Regions from separate parts of the Homo sapiens genome. Here region 1 is linked to region 2. A link is a contact called in ENCODE Hi-C or POLR2A ChIA-PET data. All regions are on one chromosome and are shown on one strand. Each heading gives the region's core, a stretch centred on a gene start or an enhancer-like site at or near the end of the contact. The rest is flanking DNA. Distances are from core to core; before and after follow the strand shown. Region 1 overlaps TANK (TRAF family member associated NFKB activator). Region 2 has its middle 82 kb from the start of TANK-AS1.

Region 1 (4,765 bases), core at 1,977-4,476, 130 kb before region 2:
TATAATGCAGTTTCTAGAAAGAAAACCAGGAGAAGCGGTACATTTGCTTTGGACTGCAAGGCAAGGAGTACCTGAGGTACTACACACAAACACGTTTTTCTCCAGTTCTCTAAGCCCCAGCCTACATTGGCCTGTGCCATTGTACAGTGTGCATAATCACCATTTCTGTATGATAAAAGATAGAAAAGATTAAACATTAAAGGAATTCAGGGGCAAATTTTTAAAAAGTTGAGTAACAAACACATGCAATTACATTTATTTCAAGTTCCTCTTTTAGAAGAGGTGCTATGTGTTTAGATGATGTAAATGAGATTTGGCTTTTCCATAGAAATCACTTAGTAGCTAAATATGTTGACTAACGGCCTAATTTTTAGCTTTTGTTCAAATGATGAAAAACATATTTATCATTTACCTATAAACCATTTTAAAGCTTTTACAATGAATATAAAACCAGGTACCTGGACAACATACAGCAACTTAACAAACAAATGTGGATTAAGGGACTTGCAACAGAAAGTGTCTGGAGTGTTGAGAGAAGCTACAGGGGCCCAAAACTCAGACGAAGATCCCTAAGTGGGCACTGCACTTGAAGTCCAGTGTATATAAGATATGAACAGTGTAAGGATGGGAATGCCATCTAAGACCTAGACCTGTGAGATTAGGATTTTATTAGCTACAGAAGATCAGAAAGCAAAACAGAGTTCAAGTTCATGTACTGCCTGCCAAAACTGCTATACATAATTGAAGAAGCAGACCATGCGTAAATGCCGCTCACTGAAGGACTGTCTATAGAATAAAGTTAAGAAAAAGGTAGAAAGCACTTTCTCCTCTGAAGCCATGATTATGTCAACTAAAAATGGTTATGGTAAATGAAATGGCTCATTCAAAACCCTCAGTTTTAGCTTTCAGTTTACATACATAATATTCTCTCCCAAGTGACCTAGAATAATTCTGGCTCTTGTCTAGAAATTATCCTTTTTCCATCAAAGTCTTGTAGAAAATTTAACTTTACTTATCTATGCACACATAACCAAGATAAAGGCAAGTAAGAACTTGTCTTCTTTTCTGTATTTGAACTTAAACTTTGGGCCCTTGATCAAGCCTATCTTAAGCTCACTGAGAATTTTAATTTTTAAATTAAGGTCCTAAATGTTTTATCTGTGCCATAAAATTATAGTTAGAATTTCTTTTTTTTTTTTTTTTTTAGACGGAGTTTCACTCTTGTCACCTAGGCTGGAGTGCAGTGGCGTGATCTCAGCTCACTGCAACCTCCGCCTCCCGGGTTCAAGCAATTCTCCTGCTTCAGCCTCTCAAGTGGCTGGGATTACAGGTGCCTGCCACCACGCCCGGCTAATTTTTGTATTTTTAGTAGAGACGGGGTTTCATTTTGTTATATAATTAGGACTTTACATTATTTTATAATGCTTGCTAATTGCTGTAGGTCTCCATATTGTCATTTCCCCAACCAGACTATATCCTTAAAGGGGATAGATGTTGTCTATTACAATACTATTGCTATTGCTGTGTTTTGTTTTTTGTATTTCTGTTAATGACTAGCAAGGCTTGGCAAATAGGAGTTCAATAACTACTTCTTGTGTAAGTGATTGACAAATGACTTTTTAGACAACAGCTTTCTTCAAATATGTCAGAGCTTCTATATTTACTTGAAGTTGTCAGGTACAGCACATCTTACTGCTTGCAATTGCCAGCTCCACAGCTATATCACTGTTTATACTATTCTAAACCTAAAAAATCTTTCTTGTTCCTCAAAGCCACCATATCTGCTGATCTAATCACAATGATAGCTATATTCGAAATCTGCAAACTGTTTAACTGACATCTTTCAGTAACTGCACTCGTCATTTACTTGAGTTTTTGATTAACTCAGATGAAAAATAAAGACATGTTTAAAGAACAAATTAGAAATATATAGACATGAGAACACATAAACTCTATTTAATTAGTGAACTCATACCATGTTCACTTCATATTTTGGATCCTAGAATCTGAAATAACTTTTCAACATTCAATAATGTTAATTATTAAATCAAGACTTTAAGCCAGAAGACAGGGACAACATCTCTTTGCTCTCCAGTGGTTGGCAGTGTTAAGTATACATCATGAATTCAGAATTACTGGATAAATGAAGAAAAATAATTTACCAATATCACCAAATTTTTTGTCTTCTATATTATTGCTTTCTACATATTTTCTTGCATCAAACCACCGGAGAATTTTGTATAATTCTCCACAGGAACAAAAAGTAGCATAGAAAGATGAGGGCAAACAATTTCTGTCAAAACCTAGACACTCAAGATAGTATTTAGTTTGGCAACCAAACTATTTCCCAGAAGCAAATTATAAAAATCTCATTTCTGAGATTATATAAGTGACACAGTACATTACAATCCTGGTTTTTAAAAAAGTGAATTAAACTGACAATTTATAGTTTTGTATTTTTATAGAATGTCTTTATATTTGTTACACAAATACAAAACTTGTTATTTAAATAGTAACTGCTAACATGGACATAAGTTACTATGTCTGAAAATGGTGTTCTGTAAACAAGAGATGAATAGTCTTTGTCAAGAATAATTGTGTGCATTTTTGTTATCTGATTTCCTATCTGCATTTTCAGTTTTTAACATTATAAAAAAGAATTAGTAATATGCAACAATTTCTTAGTTCTCTAAGCATTGCTATTATTCTCCTCTGGAAAGTATATTCATATTAGAATTTTTGAAATTGTTCTTCAGATGACAGGCTATGATATTTTTTCCCTTTAGGATTAATAATCACATAATTCAGGAATTTAATTCACTATTAAGTGAATATTAAGTTCCCTTACGTTTCATCAATATTTGTCATAAGGTAAATTAAGTATCAGCCCCCTTGTCTCTTGATCTTTCACATCCTCTTCTGTACACCACAATCTACAATACCTGTGTTGCTTTTAAAATATATCTATGAAACTTAGATACTTTTCCCTTCAAGGGGTGCAGCTTAATTTCTTGCCCCACTACTTAGTGACTTGCTTCTAATGAACAAAATTAAGTGGAAGTGAAGGAATGTGACTTTGAGACTACGTCACAGAGGGCACCTTTCTCTCTCTCAGATCCCTTACTTTGAGTGAAGTTAGCTATCAGTTTGTGCAGAGAGGCTCATATGGAAAGGCCTCCTGCCAACAGTCATGTGAGTGACTCATCTTGGAAGTGGATCCTCCAACCAGTTAAGCCTTCGGATGACTGCAGTCCTTGTCCACATCCTGACTTCAACATAAGAGACCCTGAGTCAGGGCCACCCAGGTAAGTCACTGGGTGAATTTCTGACCCATAGAAACTCAGGTAAATTTGTCGTTCTAAGCCCTAAGTTTTGGGGTAAGTCTGGAATAATATGATAGATAATGCAAAGGACTGTGCAAATTACTGTGGTGTACAAAAGACAAAACTAAGGTTTTCCATTAAACTGAGTATTTCCTTCCCTACTGTCTCAAGCAGAGTACTAAGGGTCATCTAATGATAGAGGCTTTGTCTTTACCTCTTTCTGTCCCTTTAGAAGTCAAAGGATTTTTGCATTCTTTTTGTGTAGGAATAACATGAATAGAGACTGAACTATAAATTTCATGTTTCTTAAGTAAAATTTTCTAAAAGGGCCTCTTTCCCCTTCAAATATCCCTCTTGCCTCTACTTTGTGTCTCTTTTTTCCAAGGCAGCCAGAGTGGCTATTTGCCAAAATGTCCACAAGTCTTTCCCTTCTCAAACATCCTGACAAAACAAAATCCTAAACAAAACAAATTGTCTAAAGAAAACAAATCCTCAAACCACCCACCAAACAGAAGGAGGAAAGCACTGTGGGTGGCTCGTAGTGGCTTCCTTCTGTTACTGGTTCAAAGCATTTCTATTAACTTACTAATTCATTATAGAAGCTAGGCCAATTGATTGGGAATGTGATTTCTAGAAATAGGTTAGTTTTGCAGAAGACCATTAAAGTATATTAAAAATAGAATAAAAAAGAATCATACCATCACCTTAACCATTTCTCTATAATGCCTTCCAGTTCTCATCCATGTGGGTGCATACTTTTAAAAAACTGCAACAGACATGGATTTTTTTCATTGTGGAAGAAGCTTGAATATAACCATATATTCAGAGTTCTTTAGGAAAGGTTTCACCTGTATTAGCTAAAGGTGAATTATAACTCACTAAGTATAGATCAACACATAGGCCAATGGAACATATTTTAATTTCCATTGCTTGATGGGCCAGTATTTTTTCTAACATAGGCCTAATTTTTTACACTAAGCACACAGCCAACTCTCAAATATTCAATAAATCTAATTTATCCATTCTTTTACAATATATTTTCTCTTTTCTTTAATCCCTTATACGTTTAGTGCTCATTAGCACTTTGGCTAGAGATACATAAAAAAAGAGAAAGCTGAACTGCAAGACAGTTAATTTTTATTTTTATTAAATGGTTACAAAGAAAATTGAGTTGATGAACTATTCAAAGTATAAAAATGTGGCTAAAACATAAACCTTTCCCCTATTAGTAAAGATAATTAAGAGAACTCGCTGAAGTTAGGTTTATTCCTTACTTGGAGCTTTTCCTCTTACCGTCTGCCCAAAAATATAGTTATAATTGATGTAATATTATTCACTCTTTGCACACAGGCTATCTCTGAAATGATTTCTGTTACTTAAACTTAATTTCATCCCAGGTATCCAAATATATATTTCACAGATAAAATACTTAGCTTACAGAA
Region 2 (4,765 bases), core at 2,123-4,622:
AAAAGTTTCCCTATGCCAGATCTAAAATAAATGCAAGTTCTATTGTCTATGAAACCTAGCACCTGTACCTTACTGTTAACATTGTCTATCAAGTAGCGAGTAACCAGTATTGATGAGATGCAGCTGCACAGCTAGCGAGGTATGAAAGGTGAAGATATGCCAGAACTGATGGTGCTATGGTTTGAATGTCCCCTCTAAAACTAATACTGATATTCAGTTGTCATTGTGATGGTGTTAAGAGGTGATTAGGGCCGAGTGTGGTGGCTGACATCTATATTGCCAGCACTTTGGGAAGCTTAGGAGAGCGGATCAGGAATTTGAGGTCAGGAGTTCAAGACATGGTGAAACCCTGTCTCTACTAAAAATACAAAAAAATTAACAGGGCATGGTGGCATGCACCTATAATCCCAGCTACTTGGGACGTTGAGTCATGATAATTGCTTGAACTCGGGAGGTGGAGGTTACAGTGAGCTGAGATCGTGCCACTGCACTCCAGCCTGGGTGAGGGAATGAGACTGTGTCTCAAAAGAAAAAAAAAAGAGGTGATTAGGTCGTGGGGCTCTGCCCTCATGAATGGATTAACAACATTATTTCAGGAATAGGTTTGTGATTGTGAGAGTCTGTCCCCCTTTTTCTCTGTCTTGAGTGCTGTCACTCTTCTCACTATATGATGCTTTCTGCTGTTATAATGCAGCAAGAAGACCTTCACCAGATATGGCTCCTCAGTCTTGGACTTCCTGGTCTCCAGAACCATGAACCAAGGAAACTTCTTTTTAAATTACCCAGTTTGTGGTATAACAGCAGCAAAAAACAGACTGAGACATATGGCTTCCTTGAGCTTAGAGATGCTGTGTCTACTCAGCTTCATCTGTCATTATGACCATACATTTCCCAAGTGTGTGGGATTTGGACATTGGAAGCTGTGCCTAGGAGTTGCGAGACCTCTACTACACTGTTACTTTACATACTGTGCTGTTACTTTTTGATTCTTTCTAAAAACAAAGTAAATTTGGAGTTAAGTGAAGTCTTTTGTGTCTCATGAGTTGATTATTAATCTGAACCCAAGTTGAGCAGAGTTGGAAAATTTTCATAGCAATAAATTATCCTCTGTATTCTAACTTAATCCTTCTAGTCTCAACCGCCAAAGCCCAAAGGGTCTACAAAGAGGAAAAACCTACTTGATAAATGGGTAGGTAGATTCTCATTATGACTTGACGTTAATGTCCCTCTCAGCTCAGCAACTTCAAACACTAAATTGTCAATGACCCTAATGGTTTTCTGAGATAATAGAAAGTACCATCATGAGAGAAAGAGGTATAAAAAACACAAAGGGAGAAAATCCTATAATAAAATGGCATGCAATTGGCAGCCACTGATTCAATTTCTCCCACTCGCCCACTAAATGTTTATGAAATACTGGTAAAAGGCAAACCTCACATTACCTCATGCTAAAACTAAAACTGACAGATAATCTATTGCTAAAACCTATAAAAATTTGTATCCATTTCCACAAGGAAATAAAAGCAGATTGAGGAAAAACAATTTTTAAGTTAGCTAATAATTGCCTCCTGAAATATAACAGGACAGCTAAGCTGAAAGAAGGTAAAAAGCCAAGTATTTCTCCATGAGCCCTGCTGATTGGTCCAGGGTTTAGAACAATCAAGAAAAAAAATGGATGACAAAAGAAGTACTTTTTGAGGTATACTGTTCTTCACTCCCACTTTCCACATCAATTCATAAACACCCTGGAAGGGAATGGGATTGGTGGCATGCCATTGCATCTGGGGAGATTTGGTCCCCACAAATAAAGCACTGTAGTTGAATGTAGTACTTGAAGAGTCAGACAGACTTGCCACTTACTAGCTAGGTGACTCTAAGTGGGTTATTTAACCTCTCTCTACTCAATTTCCTCATCTAGGGTTGCTGTTAGTATTAAATGAGATAGTGAATGTACAGCACAAAGCATAGTACCTTGTACAATGCTTTGTTCAATAAATGGTAGGCATTTTTATTATGACAAGGGTAGAAAATGGGAAAGTTCTAAGAGTTCTAGGAGTATGTGTGTGCATTGTAGGTTGAGGCTTTGTTTTATGCTCTATGTTCAGTGTGTCAGAGAATCTAGCCATGGAGTGAGAGTGGGGTGGAGTGAGAGTGGATTCTCTGTTAGTCTTATGCTGTCATATATGACGAATGTTTGTCCAGGTACTTGTCATTTTAGCCAGATTTCCAGCTACACAGTCAATGAGGGGCTCACACTTAGCTGAATGGATAGGGTTGTACAAGCCACAATCCCTGTCTTTGGTAAAAGACAAAAATTGACACTACAACAAAAAAACTGACATGGGTTATGGGTCTATGAAAAAAATACTGCACAAAAAAATGGCTTGGAATCCTAAATAATATGGAGGAATACACAAACTCTATGAAACAGCAACAAGCTAATTAGCCACCTTAAACACTGAAGAGTTGGGTACCTCATTTCCCCTCATCATCTCTACCCATTTTACCACCATTCTGGGTGCCCTCTGTCTCTTCCTGAATGACCATTCTGTTGTGGGCTAAATTGTGTTTTCAGCTCCATCCCCATTCATATGTTGAAGTCCTAAGTTCTATTGCCCCAGGATATGACTATATTTGGAAATGGGGTCTTTAAAGAGTTAATGAAGGTTAAATGAAGTCTTTGGAGATTGGTCTCAATCCAATATGACCCATGTCCTTGTAAGGGAAGATTAGTTCACAGACAGAGAAGAAAGAACACTTAAAGGCACAGGGAGAATACGGCTACCGACAAGCCAAGACAAGCCTCTGAAGAAAGACCTTGCTCACGCCTTGATCTCAGAGTGCCAGCCTCCACAACTGTGAGGAAATGAATTTCTGTGGTTTAAGCCACCCAGTCTGTGGCACTTGGGAAGCCCTAGCAAACTAATATACCATCCAATTGCTTGGCCTCTCAGTTTCTTTATTTTCTCATCTCTAGGGACTTTTACTGTGTTTCTCTTCAGCCCCTCCTCCCAGGGCAGCACCCTGATGCTGTCATGATCCAGAACCTTCTGAAATATTACATTCAAATCTGTACTGTTGGGAAATCTCTGACCATAGTTATACTGCCTTGTGACCTTCACATTTGGCTACTGCCACCCAATCCTTCAATGTCACCTGTGTCCCCAAATAAACCCCACTTCTTGCTCCCAACTCCCCCGTCATCTTCCTTGTCAACTGAATCTAGACATTGTGGTTTATCACTTCATCCTTTGTTTTGTCAGTATCTTTAAACCTGTATTTCCTTCCATAGTGACAGCCTCGCAAAACCCCAACCCAGCTGTTTTCCCTGAACTCATACAGTATTTCTGAGCAGTGTTAAAGGAAACCGCACAGCCACATCATGTGTTCTGAACCATTGTAAAGTCATTTAGGTCTTCAAGCCTGTCCCATTATCTCTTCCCTTCTCTGCAGCTACTATTTCAAACTTCCTCTATTCTCTCTTCAAAATTTGGCTCTCACTATGTCCAACAGATGACTTCACTTCCTATTTTATAGGGAAAATTGAGGTCACCAGAGAGAAATTTCCCCCAGTTCTGCCAACTAATCTGTAAACATCTTCATTCTCACTAGTCATTCTTTGTTACCCTGTATTACACACGAATATGTGCTCCTTTTCCTTCCTGAGGTTAATTCCTTAATAACCCTTTGAATTCCATTTCTCACAGTTCTTCCAAGGCCTCACACTTTTCATTGTTCTTTTGTTCTCTCTCATGTTTAATTCTCTACTTTCTCCCCTTATCTGTTCCTTCTGCTCACTATTTAAATACTCTCAAAATATCCCAGTAGCCCCTGCTACTTCTGGAAGCGTGCCTCACGCCTCAGTGTGCTGGGGCAAAATGTTGGAATGAGCCCCACTGACACACGGACATACAAAGTTTGTTTGTTTGTTTTGAGATGGAGCTCTGTCACCCAGGCTGGAGTGTAGTGGCGCGATCTTGGCTCACTGCAACCTCTGCCTCCCGAGTTAAAGCGACTCTCCTGCCTCAGCCTCCCGAGTACCTGGGATTACAGACGGCTGCCACCATGCCCAGCTAATTTTTGTATTTTTAGTAGAGATGGGATTTTGCCATGTTGCCCAGGCTGGACTCAAACTCCTGACTTCAGGTGATCGCCTCAGCCTCCTAAAGTGCTGGGATTACAGGCAGGAACGACCACGCCTGGCCTGGCATTGTTTTAAGTGTCTTTCATATTTTAACTCAACTACCACACAACAGAGCTCTAAGAAAGTCACGATTTTTTCCATATTGGGCAGCTTAGAAAATAAACCATACATAATAACAGAACAATAACAAAAGCAAACATTTACATGGCACCTAATATTAAAAATGCTGTACATTATTACATGATTTATTTCTCACATTAACACTATGAGATTGGTACTATGACCGTTTCTGCTTTACAGAGTGTGACTTCTAAGGATACCCAGTTGGCAAGTGGTAGAGTCAGGATTAGAACCCAAGCAGTTTTAACACATTGTTAAATGTGTTAGCACTGTTTTGAGAAAATCTTTAATCAAAAAGCAAATCAAAAGTAAGACCTGAAGAAGGAAGAAGTCACGGAATAAAAGAATCATTGACTAATTTCTGTCCTACCAGCTCCACTGCTTCCCAGCTCTGTGACCTGAGGCAAGTTGTGTAACCTTTGTGTCTCAATTTTCTCATTAAAAAAAAGGAATAATAAGATTATTTATTTCTTTGGTTGTGAAGATAAAAATATGTTAAAG

The links. A loop is a pair of places that touch in the nucleus more often than their neighbours do. ChIA-PET counts read pairs that join two places held with the same protein, here RNA polymerase II (POLR2A). Pooled maps may share reads with other maps.
Region 1: a loop to region 2 is called in a map of endothelial cell of umbilical vein, with 4 times the contacts of the local background. The contact joins two enhancer-like sites. A Hi-C loop is called at or near these places in 2 of 168 maps with a recorded cell type or tissue (PC-3 and endothelial cell of umbilical vein), 1 of 37 single-sample maps with no recorded cell type and 7 of 50 pooled maps. POLR2A ChIA-PET finds 5 or more read pairs at or near these places in 2 of 52 experiments (OCI-LY7 and activated CD4-positive, alpha-beta memory T cell).

What each region holds. Positions count from the first base shown.
Region 1 is chr2:161,207,137-161,211,901 of GRCh38, reverse strand. The region is part of intron 4 of TANK (TRAF family member associated NFKB activator); the gene reads right to left. Among named protein-coding and RNA genes, the nearest start is that of LINC01806, 35 kb to the left of the region's middle. Within about 2 kb of position 3,226, at least 2 of the 41 ENCODE cell types and tissues checked have a DNase peak (open chromatin) inside an H3K27ac peak, as active enhancers do.
Region 2 is chr2:161,076,263-161,081,027 of GRCh38, reverse strand. No RefSeq gene overlaps it. Among named protein-coding and RNA genes, the nearest start is that of TANK-AS1, 82 kb to the left of the region's middle. Within about 2 kb of position 3,372, at least 11 of the 41 ENCODE cell types and tissues checked have a DNase peak (open chromatin) inside an H3K27ac peak, as active enhancers do.